Linked DNA regions of Mus musculus: region 2 is linked to region 1. The links are chromatin loops, found by intact Hi-C in ENCODE. Cell type or tissue: heart. All regions are shown on one strand.

Region 1 (8,000 bases):
ATCCCAGTTCAAGGCCAGCCTGGTTCACATAATAAGTTCCAGGCCAGCATGAGCTACATTGTTAGGCCCCATGTCAAAAACAGACATCAAAAAAGTTCAAGACCACCCTCAGTTATACCAACATGAGGTTCATGAGACCCTAACTCAAGAAAAACAAGAAGAAAGGAAACTGGCTAGATTTCCAAAGGGGAATGGCTATACTGAAAGTAGTTGATAGTATCTATACAGAAATAGCCTGATAATAACTTTGAAAGACATTGTCAGTTGTTTTTATGAAAGAGTTTAATGTCTTGACAGAAATGCAAGCCCTGACATCTGCAGAGATGGCAGAATCCCTTAAAATAACCTTAGGATAGCTAGGTATGATGACAAGTTCCTTTAATGCCAGCACTTGGGAGGAAGAAGCAGAGATCTGAGGGTTCCAAGCCAGCCAGGGCCACCTAGGGAGACTCTGTCTCAGAAAAAGAAAAGCAAAACAAGACAAATTAAAAAAACTGGTCTAAAGAAGTGGTTAATTAAACCTAATCTATACTTTTAACTTATACAAGAAGTAAAAGCTCACCAAGAACATCAGCAAGAAAGAATGTCAAGATTTAGTCTCAGAACAGCCCAAGTAGGTAGAAAAAAATAAAAAATAAAATAAAATAGGAGAAATTTCTAGCATAGATGAGGAGACCCAAATTTACCCATGACAAAAAAAAAAAAAAAAAAACTAAGAAATTAAGTTTATCCCAGTATTTAAGGCACAAACTGTCGCCTAATTATAGACCTGCAAGATTAAACTAAAATTTTTACTAGACACCGCAGAGGTTTTCATTGTGTTGAGATGGCTGGGGTCTCACTCTGTGACTCCTGATGTCTTGAACTCACTATGTAGACCTGAAACTCACAGATGTAGCTGTTTATGTCTCCCAACTGCTTCTTCGTTTTTGAGATATGTGTAATGTTAAGTTTCAAACCTGGGACAAGTGCCTGAGGTGCCTATTTAATAAAGCAAAACAGACCTGGCTTCCAGGTACACCCAGCATTCCTCAGTCCCTAACTATTAACCAAGGTAAGGTTGACACACCCTGAACTCTCCAGCCCAGGTCTGGGCTTCCTATACCCCAGAGGCTCCTCCCTAAATCAGACAGTTTGGTGCCCCTACCCCCCACGCCCCCTACCCCCCCTCCCACCCCCGTCTCTCCCCCCTTTGCTCCTTTTGTTTCTTTGGTCTTTTGTCTGCTGTAGTAGATTCTCTTACTTCCTTCCTCTCCCTGCTCCCCACATGGTTCAGGGTCAAGACCACTCTGGACTCACTCAGATTTGTCACTGCCTCTGGGTATGTCTCCCTTTTTTCTACAATAAACTTTTTCTTCTACTATACCTAGGGGCAGTCATATCCTTTCCTTCCCTTTTTATTTCTCTTTTTCATTCATGTAAAGGTCTTTTTATGGAGCCTAAGCTGGTCTCAAACCCCATCTTTCCCCTCCCAAGTGCTGCAGTTGCAGAGTTATATACTACCACCGCTGGTAGTTATTTATTCATTTAATCATTGACTTTCACACTCAAATGGAAGTGTCGATATAAAACCCATCCTCAAGCCGGGCGTGGTGGCACATGCCTTTAATCCCAGCAGCACTGGGGAGGCAGAGGCAGGAGGATTTCTGAGTTCAAGGCCAGCCTGGTCTACAAAGTGAGTTCCAGGACTGCCAGGACTATAGAGAGAAACCCTGTTTTGGGAAGAAAAACAAAAAAACATCCTCGATGCCTGTCAGCATCTATGCCAAAGAGGTGGAAAGATCTCCCACTGATGCGCCTGCACCTTCCAGGCCTCCGTGCCCCTCCCCCCACGCATGCCCCACCTCTCACACTTGCTTACCTTGTTGGTACCTGAGATACACCACACATAAGCACTCTCCCATCTCCTCTTACAATCTTTACAGTGAAAATAGCCATATTTTAGTTCCAAAAACTGAAAAGAAATTCAAATGGAAGTATTTTATTAACGGGGGTCAGGAGAAGAAGAGTGTAGATCCTTGTTTCGTAATTGATGGCTTAACGCAACAGCATCTACTTCTTGGACCTTGCTTTCAGCTATTCTCTACAGAGCCGTTAATTTAGCTTCTAGGCTCGCAGCCCTAGGATGTTTCCTGTCCATTTCCCGCAACACCAACAGCAACATCTCCAAAAATAAAAATCTAGGTTCACCTTTCACACACTCGAAGCTTACTGTCGGCCTCATCTTCACCAGAAATAACGACAAGACTTTTTAAAATTAGGCTCCATGCCTATATTACCAAAATTTGAAAAACACCCAGACCATGTAAACAAAGTACATGCTTCCAGAACGCCACCTTCCTCGCCCAAGAAAAGGTAGAAATAGCACTTACCGATCTGGAAATGGAAGGAGGGAGGACCCTGCTGGTGGGGGGCTGAGCAGAGAGAAAGAAGCCAGCTAAAAGCGGAGCTTCCCAAATGAGCTCTGCGCGTGCACATACCTGCTTTCCCTTCCTGTCCTGAGGGCTGTGGGCATATTCCTCCCCCAATTCCTTCAGCCGTGGGAACTGCTCCTCACGATCCCGGCTCCATGTAGGTAGCAGCAGCTGACTGGCCTCTGTAGGTCCTGTGAGCTCCTCCTGGCTTTCCTCGTCTTCCCCATCCTGGGGTCGCCGGATCAAGGCTCTCCGCCCTACTTCCCAAGCTTCGGTGGGCTTCCTGGAGCTGGTTCTGTCCGAGAGGGAGCTGCTGTGGAGGGTCTGTGACCCCTGTGAGCACTGCACTGACTTGTCCACTCGAAGGCTCACCTGTACGCCCACCTCCGTGGTGTGGACACTGCGTAGCCATAGACTCAGGTTGGGGTCCATCTGAGTGGAAACGGCCTGAAGCTGAGCCCTGTTGTAAGGGTTCATACAGGACTGCGAGACATTTGCTGGTACCCTAAGCCTGGCTAGGAAAATGGGAGCTCCCATATTCTGTGGCCAGTTTTGCTGTTGACAGTGTCTCCAGGGGCCAGGGTAGGTCAAAGGGTCTGTGGTCCCATAGCCACAGGGAACACAGAAAAGACGCTCCATTTGAGGGGAGGGGGGAGTTTCCTCCCTCACCCTCCTCTTCCTCTTTGTAGATTTGATTCGGGTTCACCCAGGTTTCTTAATTTATTCCAGAGCGGGAGCAGCCAGTTAGCTCCCTAATTGAAGTCACCTAGGAGATGACTAATTGTTTTCCCTACCTTTCCAATCAGCAGTGCTCACTAATTTTTTTTCTCTCTCAAGGTTGTTTTTCATTTCTGACTTCTTCACACATGCTTTAACTAGTAATTTCACTCACTTATTCTCTTGGTGACGACTTTGTTGATCTGGTATCAGTGGGTGAGGATATAAATTAGTATAGGTATTATGGAAACTAACACGGAGTCTCCTCAAGAATTAGCAATTGGCTGTGCTGTAGTGGAGCCTTTAATCCCAGCACTTGGGAGTCAGAGGCAGGTGGATCTCTGAGTTGGAGGCAAGCCTGGTCTACAGAGTGAGTTCCAGGACCGCCAGGGCTACACAGAGAAACCTTGTCTTGAAACACTTGCCATCAAAAATAATAATAATAATAATTAAAAATAAAGATTTAAAAATAGGAGGGCAGGAGAGATGTCTCAGTGGTTCATATTGCATCATATTGCAAAGTGCTCATAGCAACTTGGATTCCCAGTCACTGGGTGGCTCACAAACACCTGTAACTCCAGCTGGTAGCTGACATCCTCTTCTGGATATAACTTACACTCACGTACATAGACACACATTCACAGGCACATACATACTTTTTTTTAAAGATTTATTTATTTTTATTTATATGAGTGCACTATAGCTGTCTTCAGACACACCAGAAGAGGGCATCGGAACCCATTACAGAAGGTTGTGAGTCACCATGTGGGTTGCTGGGAATTGAACTCAGGACCTCTGGAAGAGCGGTCAGTGCTCTTAACCACTGAGCCATCTCTCCAGCCCACACACATACCTTTTAAAACTAGATAAATATATCTTTTAAAAGACATTTTCTTATTTAACATATATCTGCATGTATACCTGCGTGCCAGAAGAGAGTTCAGATCTCATTATAGATGGTTGTGAGCCACCATGTGGTTGCTGGGAATCAAACTCAGGACCTCTAGGAAGAACAGCCAGTGCTCTTAACTGCTGAGCCATCCCTCCAGCCCTATCCTTTTTTTAAAAAATAGAACCACCGACCTAGCAATCCCATTATTTGTATGCATATGCAAAGAAAGTGAAATCAATTAAGAGATTCTGCCCTCATCCTCATCCAAGAGTCAAACTCTGGAAGCAACCTACATATCAGATGACAGATGAGTAAAGAAACTGCCATATAAATGGGAATTTTAATCAGTCATTGAACAAGAAAGAAAAAGCATGTGTGGTGGTATAGGCCTTGTCATTCCAGAACCCAAAAGGCTGAGGCAGGAGACTCACAAGTTCGAGACCAGCCTAGCTACACAGCCAGAACCTGTTTTGTTTGTTTGCTTGTCTGTTTTTGTTTGGGATGAACCTGGAGGACATTATGTTAAGTGCAATAAGCTATACAGAAAAAAGATTTTATTACATGACCTCATATGCAAAATCTAAGAAACTCAAATATGCAGTCACCAGTAGAGGGTGGTATTGGTCAAAAGGCATAAAGGAGCAAATCCAGAGTCTAAGGCACAGTAGGATGACTATAAATAGTAACTGTTGTAAAACACAGCTCTCACCTCAAAAGGAGTCAGAGTCAAACCCAGAGGCAAATTTGAGCAGTCATGGCCCTAAAACCACAGATTTAGGTTTACCCAAAATTCTATGTTCCAGTGTGGACAATGTTTCATGATGTATCTACACTAACAGAACAAAGAAAGTCATAAATCCAGGCATTTAAAAAAAAAAAAGTGAAGCCGGGAGTGGTGGCGCACGTCTTTAATCCCAGCACTTGGGAGGCAGAGGCAGGAGGATTTCTGAGTTCGAGGCCAGCCTGGTCTACAGAGTGAGTTCCAGGACAGCCAGGGCTATACAGAGAAACCCTGTCTCAAAAAACCAAAAAAAAAAAAAAGAAAAAAAAGAAAAAAAATGCACTGATAGGACTGGAGAGACAGATCAGCCATTAAAGGCTAGGCTGGAAACCAAAAATTACTTCAGTGGAAACATCAGAGAGACGGGTGACAGACAGGGAGAGATCTCAGCTGTAGGCCTCTGATGCTATTTGATAGCATTCTTGGACCTTTGGTTCATATGGTTTTGTTAATATATTCTGAAGGGTTTTTCTTAATGTTTGTTAGGATTAAAGGCACTACACCATAGAGGTGGGTAAAGAATACACTTTTAGCCGGGCGCTGGTGGCACATGCCTTTAATCCCAGCACTTGAGAGGCAGAGGCAGGCAGATTTCTGAGTTCGAGGCCAGCCTGGTCTACAGAGTGAGTTCTAGGACAGCCAAGGCTACACAGAGAAACCCTGTCTCGAAAAAAAAAAAAATACACTTTTAGGGACCTAATGACAGCAGGCAATACATTGTAATTAGGCTCTGAACCAGCAATATTCCAAACTCTTCACAGTTACCGAGTTTTAATCAACAACCTTTGTAGACACAGCTTTTCCCCCTAGAGATTCTCATCCACACAATATTGAACTGCATCCTACAGATTTGCTAGAAGAGATTTGATACTCTCCATCACACACCTAGACATAGAAGGTAACTCTGTGAGGGTATGACTATACTAACTGTAAGACTTTTATTCAGTATTTACAATATATATATGACCATCAAGGTGCAGTGCACATCATATACATTTTTATGAAAATAATAGATTTAACAGATAATGGATTGAATTCAATAATGCTTGGTAGTTAACAATCTGAGTAGCTGAGCTCAAATCATACAAAGTCTATTAGAACAGACAGACATGGTTGGGAGGTTCCTTGTACCAAGAACACAAAACGTAGTCATGAGCTGTTAAAGGCCAGGAGGGTGTGATACTGAGCTATCTTTCAGGGGGTGAAATGTGTCAAGGCTTCTCATTATTCCACTCTAGTGAGACACCTCTCTCCTCCGACTTCCCCGGGGGAAGAAGCAATTTTTTTCTTTTCTAAGTAGAAATTACTGTGCATTTTATTGTTTGAGTGCTTTGTCTGCATGTACATCTATCTGCACGCCAGGAGAAGGCATCAGATCCCATTACAGATGGTTGTAAGTCATCATGAGGGTGCTGGAAATTGAATTGAGGACCTCTGGAAGAGCAGCCAGTGCCCTCAACTGTTCAGCTGTCTCTCTGGCCCCAATATGTTTTTTTTCCAAGACAGAGTTTCTCTGTGTAGACCAGGCTAGCCTCGAACTCATAGAGATCAGCCTGCCTCTGCCTCCCAAGTGCTGGGATTAAAGACATATGTCACCTTTGTCTCATTTTACAAGCTAACAAAACCAAATGGATTTGAATCTAAATTTAGAACGTCTACCAGGCTAGTTTTTACCCACTGGACAATGCTAAACACTTCATAGTATTGTTAGAAACGTTCAGCAAGCAGTAGTTTATTACTAGATAATATCATAGGCCTCTTCTTTGCTAAGCAGACCTACATCAAAAGTTTTAGTATTTTTTTACAATAGTGATACTTCTTGCTAAAACTAAGGATTACAGCTTACCAGACAAAATTGATACCAATAAACCAAGCAGACTTTTCTCAATCGTCTTTATTGTAGTGCTGAGTATCTAACCCAGACCCAGAGTCTCTACTATTGAGCCAGATTCCCCAACCGCAGGTCATTGTTTTTCTAATCCAAGAGGACCTTTTAACTGCTTAATCATGTTCTGGAAGCAGCAAGGCCTCTAAGATCTCTTGTTGGATCCAGTCGAGGGCTTTCTAAAGTTCAAACTACAAACCTACAGTAAGCCATGCACTGGGCTTGTTACTCAGTAAATTCAGGGGAGAGGTAATAATGTTTCAGTTTTCTAGGCCAGTTTCTGGAAAAGTCGGGAAATACGGTGATCGCATCCTAAAACCTGCAGAAAGGAGTACTAATATTGCAGGACTGCTATTTAACTGCGTGCGTGCGTGTGTGTGTGTGTGTGTGTGTGTGTATGAGAGAGAAAAGAGGGGGAGGGGGAGAAGGAGAGAGAACACTTGAGCCCAGGTCCTACCACCCGTCCTCAATAAGACAATTAAAAGCGCCAAATTAAAAGTGTAAAGCTGAAAGATTTATTTAATGTGACGACATTGAGAAGAGGGTAAAGAGATCCAAAGAATCCCTTCCAAGTCTATCTTCAGGGTTAAAGTAAACAGAACTCCAAGAACCCCGAAGATACAGAAAAAGAAAGTATAAACAAAATTTTAGGCCACAGCGGGAAACAGACACACACACATATCGTGAGGGGAAGAAAGGAATTCGGCTGGGGATGGGCGAGCACATGCTAGCCGGGAACAGGCACAGAAGGAGCTGCTCGCTGACTTCCCGGTGGCACTCGCGCCGCGTCCCCGTCGCGGGGTCATGACGTCACGGGCAGAGCGCGGGCTTTTCGCGGGAGCGGGAGCCGTGAGGCGTTGCCGTCAGTCAGCTACCGCTGCGGGAGCGGAGCGGGTCGGTGCGGCCGGGTGTGGCGGGCGTGCGCTCCGGGGTCGTGAGGCCGTGAGGGACGCGCCTGACACCCCGGAGGAGCCAGTCGACCTCCTTCACGGCCACCCGGAGCAGCTGCCCCGGTGCAGCCCGCGGCGTCCTCCCAGAGGGATCCGGCGCGTCCAGAGTCCGCGGTAGCTGCCCCGTTCTGCAGTCGCCGGATTACCTAACGTGTGTGTCTCGGCTCCCTGATTAGTCAATGTGAATAATTCTAAATAACGTTAGGTTTGTCTTGTCATTGACTCCCACCATAGCCACTTTCGGGTGCTGTGATGTATCTAGTAGCCACTTGGTTGGAAGCACAGTTATAAACTGTCCCCATCTTCATGATAAGTTCTGCTCTTGTCCCAAAAGATAGGCCTGAGGTAGGATAAGCTTCCA
Region 2 (8,000 bases), 76 kb after region 1:
GAGCATTCCTCTGTGTCCGCATGTTTGTGCAAACATTTCCTTAGGATGAGTTCTCAGAGCTGGAATCACAGTTCATAGTAACCACCTATCCCCAGACAATGCTCAACCGAGAACAGATTTTAATGTAGACTTAGAGCACATGCTAGCTCGGGTACTGTAATATGGCTAAAATGTTGAAACCAGATAAAAACCCAATTTAAAAGGAAAATCTGAAGAATTCAGAAAGATGTTTTCCATATCCCAGCAAGTTGGACATGAAGATTCTAGAATACAATGTTGGCTTGAAAGACAAGACATATCCTATTTTTAAAAGAGATTTTATTAGTTATTTAGTCAAATGAGATATAAAAGTTAAGCAGGAGATGAGCCCATATTTGCAAAAACTAACTTCCTCTAACGTTAAAGAAAAAGATTTTATTTAAAGGTCTGGTTTAAGAAATACACGTCCATTATAGAAAATGTTGAAAGCATATAGATAAAATGACCCTCAGGATCCAGTAAGGACATAATAACCGTACAGTGTCTCCGTTCTACATGGTGTTATTTAAGGCAATCTTCTATTCTTCTCTCTCCTATTCCCTCCCTGGAAAACATGGTCTGGGAAGGTCTTGCTGTGACTTCCAGACTGGTTCTTACTTGCAACCCACCCTGCGGAACTTTATATATAAACCCACAGCCCACCGGGAGGCATGCCAAGGCTTACATTGCCCCTTACAGTAGGGGGCCGAGTCCATGGTTTGCCTCCTCTGGTCACAGCCAATGCCTCTGTAACTCCGAGGGCTTGTCCTGCCAATCAGTCACCTAACCAGTGACTACATCTCCAGTGAGTGGCAGAGCTTGGCTAGGAAGCCATACTTGACTCTTTAGATCTGGCAACAGGAAGTTACGAGAAAGATTCCCATTGAACCCTCTAACTTAATCACCTCTTAGTAGTCACAGAGAGGCGTCATGGTTGCTTAAGACAGCAGCTAGCTAGTGATGAGGTAGATCTACAGCAGGCTTCTGCCTTCAGGCCGGGGCTCACCCAATCTGTCCCTACGGGTGTTTAATGAGATGTTCTCTTGTCCGATGTCTTCTGCTTAGTCAAATGTCAAGCAGGAATTAAAATCCTAGAAGTGTAGAAAAGGAGAGACAGAAAGGACCCTTAAAAGGCTCCCCGGGCCAAGCCCTGGCTTTCCAGTGCTGACTCTCGGCTTCTTTTCTTCCCTATTCTCTGATCCTCACACTACTTCCTCTCTCAGCGATTAGAGATGCCATGGCTAAAAGTTACTTCCTTCTCTGACTTTGAGCGTGTGGAGAATTTACAGGCTGTCAAAGTGAAAGTGAGATCGAACAAGGGTTGGCATCCTGAAAACACCCGGTAACAGATGTACCCTCTGTGAATTGCTGGATCACAAAATAACCAAGTTGTCCCGGGTTCCAAGGAGGCTCTCCACTTGGAACCCAACCTACCACTGCCAGGAGCTTCCGGAAAGAACCTACGGAAGGGTGTCTCAGAAAAGGGTACCAGTGTGGCCTTCGCAAGTCATCTATCCCTCTAAGATGCAAAGGTAGCAATTTTCGTTAGCTGGCTGCTTCTCCACAAATCAGCTAGAACCCCAATACAAATTGTCAGTCCCTTATCTGGCCGTGTCAGTTTCCCCATCATCCACATCCAAAAGATTCGGGCCCTCCCCCTATGATCACTACCTGGTGCCATGGAAATCAGCATGTGACCGCGGGCTACCTTGATTCTTCAGCGGTTCCAGGGTCCTAGGGCTAGCCTTATCTGATGAGAAGGGAAGCAAGCACACAGGTGGCAAGTGACTGCTTCTATCGACTAGTGTGTGCCCGATAACGTTCACGGAGGGTAAGACATGGCCCCTATCTTCAAGTATCTCACAGAAGGCAAAAGCAACCGTGTGCAAACCTAAGCGCAGTCACAGAGATGTAAACAGGAGCCAAGACGCTGAGAAGGGCGGGCGGCTTCTACGGCAGGGTGAGGCAGCTGCGAGGGGAGGTAATAGAACCGGTTTTAAAAGGCTAGTGAGACCAGTCGGGCAAAGGGTGACGGTGGGAAAGCCAGGCAGGAGGGTCAGCATCCTCAACCCCAGCAAGGAGAGAGAAACAGTCCAACGTTGCTGGAATACCAAGTGCAGGGCAGGAAGTGGAGGGCGTTCAGGCTGGAGCGGTGGGCCTAGCAAGGTGCAGCAGGCAGCAAGCCCGCGCAGTTCTCTCTGCCCGGGTACCCGAAGGGCCGCTTACGCAATTCGCGAGTGATCGAATTTGGGCGCCCGCGGAGAGGCTGTCAGTGACGGTCGGTGGTGGCGCCGCCAGCCCCCCGCCCCCCTCCCCAGAGCACCTGTGCGCCTTCGCAGCCGCCAAAGCAGCCGCAGGCTGCGCCGATCCACCAGATCTCAAAGCGGGCCCCCGGCCAGCGCCGCGCGGACCCCCGACCCGGACATCCCCGAACTCGCTCCGGTGACAGCGCCTGTGGGCGCCGTGGCGGCTGCCTGCGCGCCAGCGGGCGGGGAGCGGGTTTCTCTGCAGTCACCACCAGCTTTTCCCGAAGAGCAGTCCCCGCGGGCCTCCCCGACCCGGGGCTGGGGACGAAGGTTGCCGGGGAGTTGGGGGTGGAGGGGTGGGCACCAGGCCCGGCGCGGCGGGGAAGGGCCGGCGGCGGCGTCTTGGGGCTTGCGCAAGGCGCACTGCCGAGGTCCGTCCTCCCGGGCCGGCGCGCGGCAAAGCTCTCGGGCGCGCGGGGCAAGGGCAGGGGCGGCGCGCGGAGCCGCTCGGGGCAGGAGCGCGAGTGGGCGCCAGGCCGCTCTCATTACCTGGCCAGCGTGGTTTTTCCCGAGCCCGGGAGGCCGCGCAGGAGGTAGAGGTGTTTCCTAAAGCTGTGGCGGCGCGGAGGTGGCCCCCGAGCGGGCGGCGGCCGAGGAGGCGGCTGCTGCTGCCGCTGTTGGAGGCTCAGCCTCCCGAACGATTCCAGAAAACTGTCCTCCATGGGGAGGGGGCTGGCGGCGAGGGCCCTGAGCTCCCTTCCTGAAGTCACGGTCTTGGCCAAAGCTGTTGTTTTTGTGACTCTCCGGCCATGTGATAGATGGAGGGGCGGGCGCTCGGAGCCCGGCCCCTCCTCCCCGGCCCCGCGAACCGCGGGAGGGGGCGTCTCTACCTGTGAGGCCCCGGCGCTGCCGGGGAGTCTGACAGCCCGGGGAAGCGTGGGTGACGCAGCCCCCAGCGCTCCCTCCAGCCCCCCGCCGCCTTCCGCAGCCCTTCCCAAGGGAAGGGGCCTGGCCCCGGGGACACAGTGGGAGGTTTCCCTGCAGTCACTGTGGAAGCCCAGCCCTCTGCCACGGCTCTGCCTCATCTCACTTCAGACCGGCCTAGACCTTGAAAGTAAATACTTTCCGTGGGAGATTAGAGAATGTGACCAGCGCATCCGAGCAGTCACAGTAAAGACTGTTGTCTCCCCTACTGCCTGTGAATCAGTCAGCACCTGGCTGGGGTCCCAAGGACTGAGGTACACTCCTTCAGGGTCCTGTACGTTTCCTTAGTACCGGTACCGGCCTGCCAAAACTATCCTTAAAAGCTGTATGCAACTTTTAAGTCTCTTGTTACTCCTTGGGTCTCGGGTGGACTCAGGAGGCTTCATGAACACCTTCCGCTGCCACATAGCAGGGGAGATTGTCATGGTACCATTTATATAAAACCAAATTCAAGTTGCAGGAGTTGGCAGCACCCACTGGCTGTGACTCTCCAGTATTTCCCTTTAGAAGCAATAGAATGGTCCTGGTTTTCAGAATGAAACTGTTCAAAATTTGCATACTAGAAAATCTGAGATATTGGTGGCTTTGGCTACAATTGTTGTAAAAATCAAAACATTTTGTGTCTGGCACCTAAGGTATGAGCATTATGAGAAGGAAGTGTGGAGAAAGAAGTAGTGTCTTTCTAAGACTCAGAACCTATGTCAAAATCAGAGATTTCCTGATGAGCGCGTTAGGAAGGGGCTGTGTACAAGGAGGGAGGACAGCTGCCTGTGCATCTCGCTGGCTTTGGACTTCCCCTGGGTTGGGGTGTGGAGCAGTCAGGTTGCTCCCCCGGGAATTCCCCTCCCGGAGTGAAGCTACTTCTTTAGTCCTTCTTTCTGTGTGCACATTAAGAGGAAGCACGAGGAATGGAGAAGACACATTTGTCCTAACAGCAGTGACCTTTAGCTTGTATACGTCCGGGTTCACATTTGAGGAAGTGAATCTCCTGCACCCTGAGCATACCCTTAGCACACGTTTACAAACGTGGTTCCCCTCAGCCTCAAATACTTTCTTTTTCATTCCAATCATCTGCTGTCCAGTAAGAAACATGGAGCATTTGGGGTGTGGATGGTACAAAATGGGGTTAAAGGGCTCGATTTGGCAGCACCTTAAAGTGGATGCAGAGCAGATTAGCATGGCCCCACAAAAATTCATGAAGTGTTCCATATTTTGGGGGGTCATGTCTTTCTTGTTGAGTATAGACCTTAACCTTGTTCACCCATTGATACCTGTTTTTCTAGAATAAAACAAAACAAAACAAACAAACCCTAAAATGTGTGGATTTTTTGTTTTTGGTTTTGGTTTTGGTTTTTTGGGGGGTTTTTTTTGTTTTTGTTTTTGTTTTTGTTTTTTTGTTTTTTGAGGTTTAAGGACTGAGGAGATAGATGGCTCAGTAGGCTAGAGTCTTAGAGTACAAGCATGAGGGCATGAGTTTGAATCCACAACCCCATGTAACAAGGAGGGCATGGCTGCACACGTAACCCTAGTGCTGAGAGGAGTGGAGATGACTGGCTTGGCAGAGCCCATTGATCAGCAGCTCCAGCTTCAGTGAGAGACCCTTTCTTAAAGGAATAAGACAGAGAGCATAAGGGAGACCCCTGATGTCCTCTGGTCTCTACATGCATGCTGCACAGCCTCATATGAGCACATACACTCACACCCACTCACACACAACGGAGAGATAGCTCAGGGATCAGGACTGGTGTTTGGTTCCCAGCAGCTACATGAAGTGGCTCACAAGCACCTGTAACTCTAGTTCCAGGGGATCTGTTGTACAGGGCTATCCTCTGGGCCAAACAACCCCGTTCGTTCTTGAGGTATTTAGCTGGTTTGGCTTGCACAAATCCAAGCCGGGCTGGTTGATAAGGAGAGCCACTGGACCCTCAGCTCCTTTCTGCCTGTTGAATGCAACTCTGTCCTAACTACATGCAGTCTGGGGACAAGGGGTTCCCATCTATGCAGCAATGGGAAGGCCCTCATCTGTCCCTGCTGGGTGAAGACTTTCTGGTGTGGCCTTTCAGGTGAGGACCACTCATGCCCTAGAAGGTAATCACTCATCTATGCTGTGTAAGAAAGCCTAATAAACTCACTGCTTCTCCAGAGTGACCTCTGGTGGAATCATGTCTCAGTTTGTTGTTTGGCCAGGAAGAAAAGGAATAAAGATGTTGCTTATGTCTCCCTGAGGGAAGAAATTTTAGCAACAGGACCCAAAGCCCTTCTGGCCTCCTAATATGTGTGGCATGCATACACTAAAAAACACACACATACACACACATTCACACACACACAAATGAAGACTTAAAAAAATATAAGCCAGGCATAGTAGCATATACCTTTAATCTCAGCTCTTGGGAGACTTGGACAGGCAGTTCTCTGTGAGTTCTTGAAGCCATCTTGGTCTACATAGTGAGTTCCAGGACAGCCAAGGCTATGCAGAGAGACCATGTCTCAAACAAACAAAAGAAAAACAAAATAAAAACGTACACTGCATGGTCCAGCATGACAAACAGTGAATGCCGCATTGTATGATCACTTTGATGGAGAGGACAAACGGAAACCAGGTGCAGTGTGCTAACACTTGGGAACTACTTGGGAGCTGGGGAGGGCAAATCTAAAACATCTCTTAAGCACAGAAGCCCAGGGCAGCCTGAGCAGCGTGCGTGACTCCGGCTTAACGGAACAGAAGAGAAATAGGGAAAAATCATCTGATAAACCATTTGGGGGAAATGATGTTTTTCTAAATGTTACATTTCAATAAGATGTGGAGAAACAAAAAGCACAGTGCAAAAGAGAAGCTGGGCAGACACATCCTCTATACAAACCTGATAAGAATGTCCTACCTGGCCTCACCTCCACTCCAATATGCCCCACGCCCCCTACGCCAACAAGCCCCACCCCCACTCATTCGTGGGCGTATGAGTTTCGAGGGACCAAACTCAGCTCTATAGCATGCATTCCATCATTTAAAGCACATCCCTGGCACAATATGTCACTCCCCTGCTGTCAGACATCTCCCCAGAGGTAAGGACTGCACCCAATGTTCACCATAGGTGCAAGGAAACTTGGTGTGACGGCACGCGTTTTATGAAGATACCATGGAGGAGAGTAGTCCTAACCCGTTTTCCCAGAGCGTCTTTCTGGAAATTAGAAGGTGATAAATGTAGAGAAAAGTATAGAAAATTGCAGCATTCTAGATCCCAGCCTAAGCCTTGTGGCCAGTGAGTCAGTAAGCATTATTAAATCATAAGGACGGTCCAAATTGGTGACTGCCCTCAGTACGCCCGCTGTTAAATATTTCCAATACTATCCCTAGGCACGGCTATGGCAGAGTGGCTTCTAACATAAAAAGCCACACATTTTGCTGTTTACGGCACCAAAGAAAGAATTTTCCAGATGCCAGTCTCCTCCCTGCCTGTCAGTCTACCGATCCTCCTAACTCTGCCTCACTCTGCCCTCTTCTAGATGCCTGAGGGAAGCTGTGGGAGGCAGGTTGAAGTTAGGGAACCACAGGGCTGCTTTACATTAAATTAAGCACATTTAGTCTTAGTTACTTGGGAGACCCAGGCAGCAGCTCTGAAAGTTCAAAGCTGCCTGGGGAACTTAATGAAATACTTATCTCAAAACAAGACTGGGGGAAGGGAACAAGGAAGGAAAGGAGAAGACCACGTGAGCTCCCTAGCGTGGCGCAGATCGGTGCCGCCAGAATCCTGTGATACTGGCTTTGATTTTCTCGGCCTTTCGGACTTGAGTGCAAGAAGACAAGTGCAGGCCACAAACCGTGGCTCAAGACCTCCAGTCCAGCAACACACACTCAACCTGTACAGGGTAAACACGGAGGAGACACTGGGCCATCTGAAGAACGTGGTAAACCTACTACAGATGGCAGGTTGAAGGCAAGCTTGTAACTTCTGCTCTTCCTTGAAACCTCACTAGAGTACAAAGGAAGCTACTTTGGGGTTTCTCCAGAAGCCCCGGCTGTTTTGTCGTTATCACATTAAGCATAAGCTGCGGAGGGGCTCATAGCAACGGGATTCTAGAAACTAGACAGCAAAGGGTCAAATGCGGATTGATTTGATCAAAAGTGCCCTAAACGATAGAGAGCCAAAAAGCACAACTCATCCAACATACCCAGGACATTCGGGCACTGGAAGGTGAGAAGCTGTGGGTGGAGCTTAGACTGAGGGGAGTTCAGAGTCCAGTTAGGAAACAGAGGTGAGCACAGGAAGTTCCCGACTCCTCCCCCTCCCTCCAACCCCCACCTCTCCACCCCTGCTCTGAGGGATGGGGGTGTACAGTAGAACCCCACCACCACTACCACCACACACACACACACACCTGCTCCGTGAAGGTTATTTCATGGAGCCCGTCAGCCAAGCGAGTTGCAGAGGAAGGCAGCATGTTAGGAGTTAAGCAAATGCCTGCACTGAGCTGTGAGGAACTGAACAATTACTCTTATTTCTTCAAACTTTTTTTTTTTTAATTTAAGTACAACTATGTCAAAATAGGACAAAATACTAATAGTAACTGCCAATTAATTATATTGTAGTTTCTGTGATCTCTGACCAAATTCCTGGAGGTCAGATAGTCTGAGAACTCTGAAAACACTTGTTTGTTGATATAATATAGTACAAAGACAACTATTGCTTTCTATTCTGAGTGGAGGAGGGGCACAGTAAGGAAAACATGATGTCTGCAATGAGGTGTACAGAA

What was found. Peaks named below come from ENCODE experiments on the same cell type or tissue, not always from the same donor. Only the 100,000 strongest peaks of a DNase experiment are listed, where the experiment ranks them.
Region 2: it touches region 1 in a loop (2.1-fold over the local background); 4 of 42 quality-filtered maps call a loop at or near these places.

Annotation. Positions count from the first base shown.
Region 1 is chr5:150,515,107-150,523,106 of GRCm38, forward strand. Zar1l (zygote arrest 1-like) reads right to left here and starts at 3,053. Exons shown (of 4, transcript NM_001159693.2): 1 at 2,481-3,053; 2 at 1,862-1,954. The coding sequence starts at 3,053. It overlaps Brca2 (breast cancer 2, early onset), which reads left to right and starts at 7,515. Exons shown (of 27, transcript NM_009765.3): 1 at 7,515-7,790. In heart, a CTCF peak has its summit at 4,635 (motif pointing right); a DNase peak (open chromatin) is centred at 7,505; H3K4me3 peaks cover 1,257 bases; H3K27ac peaks cover 1,366 bases; H3K27me3 peaks cover 492 bases.
Region 2 is chr5:150,591,451-150,599,450 of GRCm38, forward strand. It overlaps N4bp2l1 (NEDD4 binding protein 2-like 1), which reads right to left and starts at 3,075. Exons shown (of 5, transcript NM_133898.4): 1 at 2,814-3,075. The coding sequence starts at 2,986. In heart, no CTCF peak of the experiment used is centred here; DNase peaks (open chromatin) are centred at 1,301, 2,581, 3,111 and 4,121; H3K4me3 peaks cover 2,775 bases; H3K27ac peaks cover 1,573 bases; H3K27me3 peaks cover 2,334 bases.